Regions from separate parts of the Homo sapiens genome. Here region 2 is linked to region 1. The links are chromatin contacts, found by Hi-C or POLR2A ChIA-PET in ENCODE. All regions are on one chromosome and are shown on one strand. The core of a region is the stretch at or near the end of the contact, and the rest is flanking DNA. Distances in the headings are between cores, read along the strand shown.

Region 1 (3,301 bases), core at 240-2,739:
CGCGCCATCTGTGGTGTCAGAGAAAAGGAAGCCAAAAGTGGGGGGGTGTTTCTAGTCCCAGTTCTGCCAATTACGAGTCACATGAACCTCAGTTTCCCCATCCGCAAAACGGAGAAGCTAATAATACCTGCTCACAAGTGTGCCGGGCCCGTGGAGGCCGGGGCCGGGAGGAGCACCCAGACGGAGTGACTTCTGGCCCTGAGCCACCCTGTGGGGGTGCAGGGTGGGGTGGGGGCCCACCTTCCCAATGGGGACACTGGGGCCAAGAGAGCTCGAGCCATTCACTCAGGGTCGCAGAGCTGGTAAACAGCAGCCCTGGGGCTTGAACCAGGTGAGTTGTACCTCAAAGACGGAACCATTAGGCCACACTCCCCCGACGCCGGCCCCAGGGCCCATCAGAAAACAGGTGAGCCTCCCCAGGCCTCCCAGACCCCTATTTCACTCCATTCTGGAGCTAACTGTGGGGCAGAAGGAGAGGCCACTAGGGCAAAGTGAACACTTTGCAAATTGTAGAGAGCCGCGAGGATGGAAGGAAACTTCACAATCATTCCCATCACTCTTCAGGGCCGGCCCCCCTGGATCAGACCCCTCCACTGTCTGGGAGACTCACTGGGACCTAAGAGCTTCCCTGGCCCTCAGTTGCTGTCTCTCCCTCCAGAGAAGCTGTATGAATAGCGGCCTCCCTCCGGCCAGGCCCCTACACCTGCCAGTCTCCAGGAAGGCCCACAGAACCTTGCAGAACAACTCACAAATGACCCCGAAGAGCACTTCACTCGCCCTTCCGTGGCAGATGAGGCAGCAGACCTGGGAGGGGAGGCCCAGGTTCCCGGCCCGAGCTCTGGGGGGCCCGGGGCTGGAAACTCCCCTCTGAGCCCCACTCCAGGGCGGGGCTGAGGCCATTCCTGACCCCTTCTGTTCGGTTCTGGGGGATGGGGGACGAGTGCTTCCAGGGGGGAAAGTGCTTGTCTTTTTTCCCCTCCGCCCTCAGTCTAGCTTGTCTCTGCCTGTGTACGTCTCTCTGTCTCTCGCTGTCTCTGTGTGTGTCTTTCTCTCCAAGCCCCCAGCCCGCAGGTACGGGCTTGCTTCCACCCGTGCGTGGCCCCCAAGACTGAGCACAGCTCCTCGGGTGTTTGCATCCAAGGTGCCCACAGCGCCCCGGCCTCCTCCCTTCCCCATGGCAGCCCCGGGGGTTGCTCTGGGCAGGGCGGTCCGCAGCTCGGGGGCGGCGGGCACGTTCTGTTCCCCGCTTTCGGGCGGGGACCGCAGGCTCCAGCCCCGGCGGCTGCCTGCTCCCGCCTGGCTGGCGGAGATGAGAGCCGGCTGCAGGGCTGGGAGCGAGGCAGCAGCACACAGAACAAACAGAATTTTTTTTTGCAACTAGAGGGGGAAGCACAGAGCTAAAAATAAAACGAAAAGATCAGTATCTGTCAGTCTGACAGCTGATTGGCTGCTCGGAGATGCATATAATTACCAGCAACTGGCGCTGGGTAGGCAAAGCCGGGAGAAACTGCTGAGACGAGGTTAGGATTTAACCTTTAAATTCTGGAGCCATCGGAAACCGAGGGGAGGACGACGGGTGTCGGTGCTAATGAGGCTGGGGGCGGGCGATGCGCGGTGGGCCTCCGAGTCCGGGGCAGGTCTCGGGGGTTCCCCGGGGAAGGCCCTGGGAGCCCTTGGCCCTGGCGGCCTCCGCCATCAGACTGGGAATGTCTCTGATTGGGTGGCCAGGAGGCGGTGGCCCTCCTCCCCGCCCAGCTGAGGGGTGTCGTCTTCCGCGAAGTTAGGGTCTCACCTGGGAGGCAAGGAGGGAGGGGGCTGCCTGAGGCCCTGGGCCCCTCCGGGACTGGCGCACCCCGTCTCACCCACATTCCTTCGCCTTTCCCTGCCCAGTGTGGATTTCCAAAACCCATCCCCGCTCCCCTCCTTCCTTCACCCCAAGTCACCCGTTCCCAGCTCTGTTTCTTGCCCCACCCAGGGAGGGCTTTTCCGCACCTCAGGCTTGTCCTAGGGCCCCCAGACAGACAAAAACTGCGGCAGTTGAGGGGTGTTGTGCTCTCCCTAAGCCTCAATTTCTTCATCTGTTAAAGGCAGGTGATGAAAATTGGGCCTACCTGGCTGCTGGTCAAATGCCAGGGCTGCTGTGGGCCCAGCCTTGCATGTTGACTCTCACCTGAGCCAGGAGTCAGGAGATCGGGGTTCTAGTCCAGCTGGGAATTGTCCCAGTGTGAATTGGGAGTAAGAGTTCCTGCCCTCTGACCTCTCCAGGTGGCAGCGGGGACCACGTGAGATGGCGTATGTGGCCTTGAGCGATAAACCTCACCTGTCGGGGGAGGTGGGCGAGGAAGCCTGCAGCTCCTGGAACCCACCACTTTTCTCTCCCAGGCCCTTGCCCAGGCTGTGGCCTCTGCCTGGAACCCCTTTTCTTCCCATCCGAGCCCTTCCCTTCAGTGCCTCTTCCTCTGGGAAGTCCTCTCTGGTGCCCAGCCCGTCCTCTTCTGCCCACTCTGGGTTTCGCACCCCATGCTTAGGCCCTGATTGCCTGCTTTGCACACAGGGCTGTGAGCTCCATGAGGGCAGGAACCACATGGCTGTTCACAGCTGTGTTGCCAGGGCCTGGCCTGGAGACCCTCAGGAAGTGAGACATCTGAATCCTCTGCTCTGTGACCCTGGCAGCCAGGTAGAGCCATCTTGGCCATGGCACCCAGGCTTGGAGCAAGCAGCAGCCTCATGGGTGGGGAACCACGTTTCCCCAGCACATCGGCAGGCCCTAAGGGGACATTCGCTTGGCTCTGCCCTCAGAGCACTGATGCCCGGGGGACACTGCCCTTTGTGTGTCCCATGTAAGAGAGGATGCAACCTTAGAGGGGGCAGGGGTAAACATGGTCCCAGGCCCTGTTGTCCCCTCCTAAGAAAGTTCCCAGTTCTGCCTGTCCATCCCTGGCCTTTTCCCTGTGCTGTCTGGGACAGTGGGTGGAGCTGCCGCTGAGCGGTGGGACCTAGAAAACACATACTGACCTATAGGAGGCACTGCCCAGAGCTCCTAACTGGGGTGGGGTGCAAAGGAAAGGTGGGTGAGGGAAGCAGAGAGAAATCATATTAGTAGCTCACACGTCAACAGTCTAGCTGTGTGCCTGCCTCTCTCATGCACTTCATGGGGATTATTTCCTAGAATTCCCACAAGAGCCCCTTGCAGGTGGTGCGATTGTTAGCTATAATTTGAAGATGAGGAAACTGAGGCACAGAGTAGTTAAGCAATGCACCCAGGAGCCCACAGCTAGGGAGGACAGAGGCTGGATCCAGC
Region 2 (3,375 bases), core at 643-3,142, 39 kb before region 1:
CTGATCTTTCAGGCATTCTGCCCTAGAAAGCCCCTTGGGGAGGGGGCTTCCTGTTTCACCTGCTTGGACGTGGCTTTGGAGCTAAGACCGAGAGGAGTCAAGGTGGGATTCCTCGGATGCCCTGAGGGAGTGCGATGGGATGCCTGGGGGCTGCTCCTCCAGCCTCAGACACTCCTGCCCACAGCCCCTGGCCAGGCCCTGCCTGAGCCACTGCTCTAGGCTGCAAAGGGCTGGCTCTCATTTCCTAATTCATCCTGCCAGCTGGAGCCAAGGTGGACTCTCCCCATAGACTGGGATGAGTGCCCTGGCCCAGCTGGACCTGGTGGTGGCTATGAGCCCCCTTGTGTCACCTTTTCCCTACCCAGGGCTCATCACAAGCTGCAGGGGGATGCTCTTGGGTCTCAGGGAGAGTGGCCTGAGTCCCCCGGGGCTTCTGAGTGCATCCAGGCTGCTCTGCTGACCCTGGAAGGCAACCAGGGAAGCTGTGAGGTCAGGGTAAGGGATGGGCCTCAAGAGCGGGTCATGGCCCAGCTGGGGCCTGTGTGGACAGAGGCCTCACTGTCTCCACTGCATGCAGGGAGTCTTGAGGCCAAGTGACACATTTGCCACCTGTGACATACGCCACCAGCCCGTGTGTCTGTGCCCCAGATACAGCCAGCCAGTGCAGAGTGAGGCCTGCCAGGGCCCTGTGTTGTGGGGATGTGACAGAGCTGCCAGTCCTGGTGCAGGTGAGACGTCACCGCCATCCCAGCTGGTCTCCACCTGGAGGACAATTTGGGGACCTCCTGGCACCCTCATGCGTTCCCTCCCCCTTGTTCTGCGTGACTGCCTGTTTTAATTCACATGTCCCTTTCTAAGACTTACAACTGCATTTCTCATAAAGGAAATTATTGGCACAGGGGATAATTGTGATCCAACTCTCTGGCTTCACTTAGAAATCGAGAGGGTGGTCAGTGGGGTCCCACTTACGAGAAGTTCCGGATGGCAGAACAGTACTACAGACATCATGGTCCTCAGGAGGATGCTGTCCTGCCCCAGAGAGGCCGCCGAGGGCTGGCGGAGGGGACCTGGAAGGCAGGTGGGGTTGACTGAGATGTGCCAGGTCGGGAGGGAATCCCAGGGCGGGGACCCTAGAGAAAGCGTGGCACATCTGTGGAGAGCGGACGGGCCACGCTGGGAGTGGAGGGCTGAGGGCTATGTCAGCCCGCTCCAGCAGGAGGACATGAGCCAGGCCTGTCCAGAGGGCTTCTGCAACCTCTTCTGGAAAAAGGACCAGGGAGGTACCTGTTTCATGCCCAGGAGGTCATGATAGTGCCTATCAGCGTTAAATGCCATCTGGTCCTTGCCTCGCAAGGAGCCCTGTCCCCTGGTTCACTGGCTTAGGGGTGCCCCTCAGGTCAGTGTTTCCCCAGTGTGGGGTGGGCACCCTCGGTGACCTAGGAGACAGTGACGTCAGGGATCACACAGCCTCATACCACACAAAGGTGATTCCCTTCTCTGTCTCAGCCCTCTGGTCCCCTGGAGGGGAAGCTTGCAACTCCCCAACGCTTTTCTATCAAAATGCCATCGGCAGGCAACAATAGCCAGCTAGAATTTCCTAACATTGCTTATTTTAATTGTAATTTATTTTTACTTTTACCTTCTATTTATGGCCCATGATCTTAGTTTTTTTTCCACCTAACAGTAGTCACATAAAGTTCCCTTATGGATGCATTTACCTAAGTAATAGCAGTGAATGCTTTTAAAGAAAAATAGAGAGCAAATAACAGAATAAGGTGCCACTGGAAGGGCCGGGTCAAGAGGAGGGGGTGGACGGACCTGTGGGTGGCACTGGCTTTTCGTAACTCAGGAATCAGGAAGTGTAGTTGACACTTGTTTTGTTATGTTTGCTCCAATGGAAAAGGAAGCTGTGGGTGGAGACACATCTGACGGGAGGGATTTGGATCCTGCCAGCTCGTCCCTGCAACCCCCTACTCCGGTCCCCTCAAACCTGTCCGTGGCTGGCAGCCCTGTGATACCTCGCCACATTCTGCAACAGAATCCGAGATAGAGGTAGAAGTGGGGGAGTACGTCGTGGCTGTCAGGGCAGCTTTCTGTAAAATGCTGCCTGGAGGAGCATGTGATTCCAGACCCTCCTCTCTGCAACGAAAGTGAGGTTGACACCTGCAGGTATGATTGTAACACGACTTTTAGTTCAGGTGAGCGCAGCCTTCCTCTCCTGGAGCTCTGGCTCATCCAGCCCTGAGCTCCCCAGTCCAAGGCTCTCCGGGTACCTTGGGCAGCCTCCCTAGCAGGGCGGTGGGATCGGACCAGCTGTTCCCGGCTGCTGGTCCGTTCCAAGCTGCAAGGGCCTAGGTGCGGAGCAATGACCGGCAGGCCGAGCTCCCTCCCTCCCTCTCGTTGCAGGCCTGGGGCCTCCTGGCCCACTGAGCAGAACACACAGAAGCTGGGCCCACCCCTGCCCTCCCCACAAAGGGTCACGGGAGCCACCGCCTGACTTTGAAGCCCACTGACTTGCGGCTGACAAGAGAAAAGGTATTTGGAATTAAGTGAAGGGCGGGAGGCAGGGGCGGGCTAGGCCCTGGGGTCACATAGCTGCAGGCACCTTGACTGCAGCTGCCGTTGGCCCCAGTCCCTTACTTTCTAGGGTTCTGCAGTGGGCCAGAGAAGGGACTATTATTATTATTTCATAACATTTCATCCTGGCTTATTTCTAGCCCCTCAAACGGTGTCCGTACAGGGTTGAACTGCCAAGGGCTCCCAGACCCCTGCTGCCAAGGGGCGGCTGGCTTGTGGTGGCTCTGGGGAGGCAGTGGTGCCCGTCACTGGCACTGGGGAATCTTGTCTGACTTCCCTTTTCCTCCATCTCCTCCCCAGGGCCCGGCTTTTCCTGTGCCCTTCATTTTCCTCCCCCTGTTCTGGGACTTGTGGGTGTCCCCAGAGCAAATTCTTGGGGAGCCATGCCCAGCCGGTCTAGGGGGCACTCAGGGGCTTGCATTTTGTCAGGCTCCCTCGTGGTCTGGTGTGGGTACTCTGGGGACCACATTTGGAGAACCTGGGCCCCCCAGTTGTTAACTAGCAGACGAGGGCCTGTACTTAGGGGCCATTGTCCAGCGTTTAGTGCAGAGTGACTGGAGAAATGGGAGGACCAGACCCTGTGATGGGAGTGAGGGTAGGGGGCACAAGATGGGCCGCCACCCTCCAGGATCTCCTGGTTCACACCAGTGCCTGCGAGAGGCCCCTGGGGCCTCGTGAAAGCACAGGTGGCTGGTTGCATCCCAGGGGTTCTGATTCCCAGGACTGGCCAGGCCAGAGAATCTGAATTTCTGACAAGTTCCTGGGCAAGGCCAATGCTGCTGGCCAGGAGGACCACCC

What was found. A loop is a pair of places that touch in the nucleus more often than their neighbours do. ChIA-PET counts read pairs that join two places held with the same protein, here RNA polymerase II (POLR2A). Pooled maps may share reads with other maps.
Region 2: a loop to region 1 is called in a map of astrocyte of the cerebellum, with 5 times the contacts of the local background. The contact joins the promoter of LINC02975 here to the promoter of LINC02913 in region 1. A Hi-C loop is called at or near these places in 12 of 168 maps with a recorded cell type or tissue (DLD1, GM12878, K562 and 8 more), 20 of 37 single-sample maps with no recorded cell type and 13 of 50 pooled maps. POLR2A ChIA-PET finds 5 or more read pairs at or near these places in 11 of 52 experiments (BJ, CD8-positive, alpha-beta T cell, Caco-2 and 7 more).

The regions. Positions count from the first base shown.
Region 1 is chr9:129,319,527-129,322,827 of GRCh38, forward strand. LINC02913 (long intergenic non-protein coding RNA 2913) reads left to right here and starts at 1,490. Exons shown (of 2, transcript NR_149714.1): 1 at 1,490-1,520; 2 at 2,266-3,077. RefSeq lists enhancers at 960-1,019, 1,500-1,549, 1,872-2,440, 2,441-3,008 and a silencer at 1,180-1,299.
Region 2 is chr9:129,280,524-129,283,898 of GRCh38, forward strand. LINC02975 (long intergenic non-protein coding RNA 2975) reads left to right here and starts at 1,893. Exons shown (of 3, transcript NR_121587.1): 1 at 1,893-2,169; 2 at 2,407-2,535.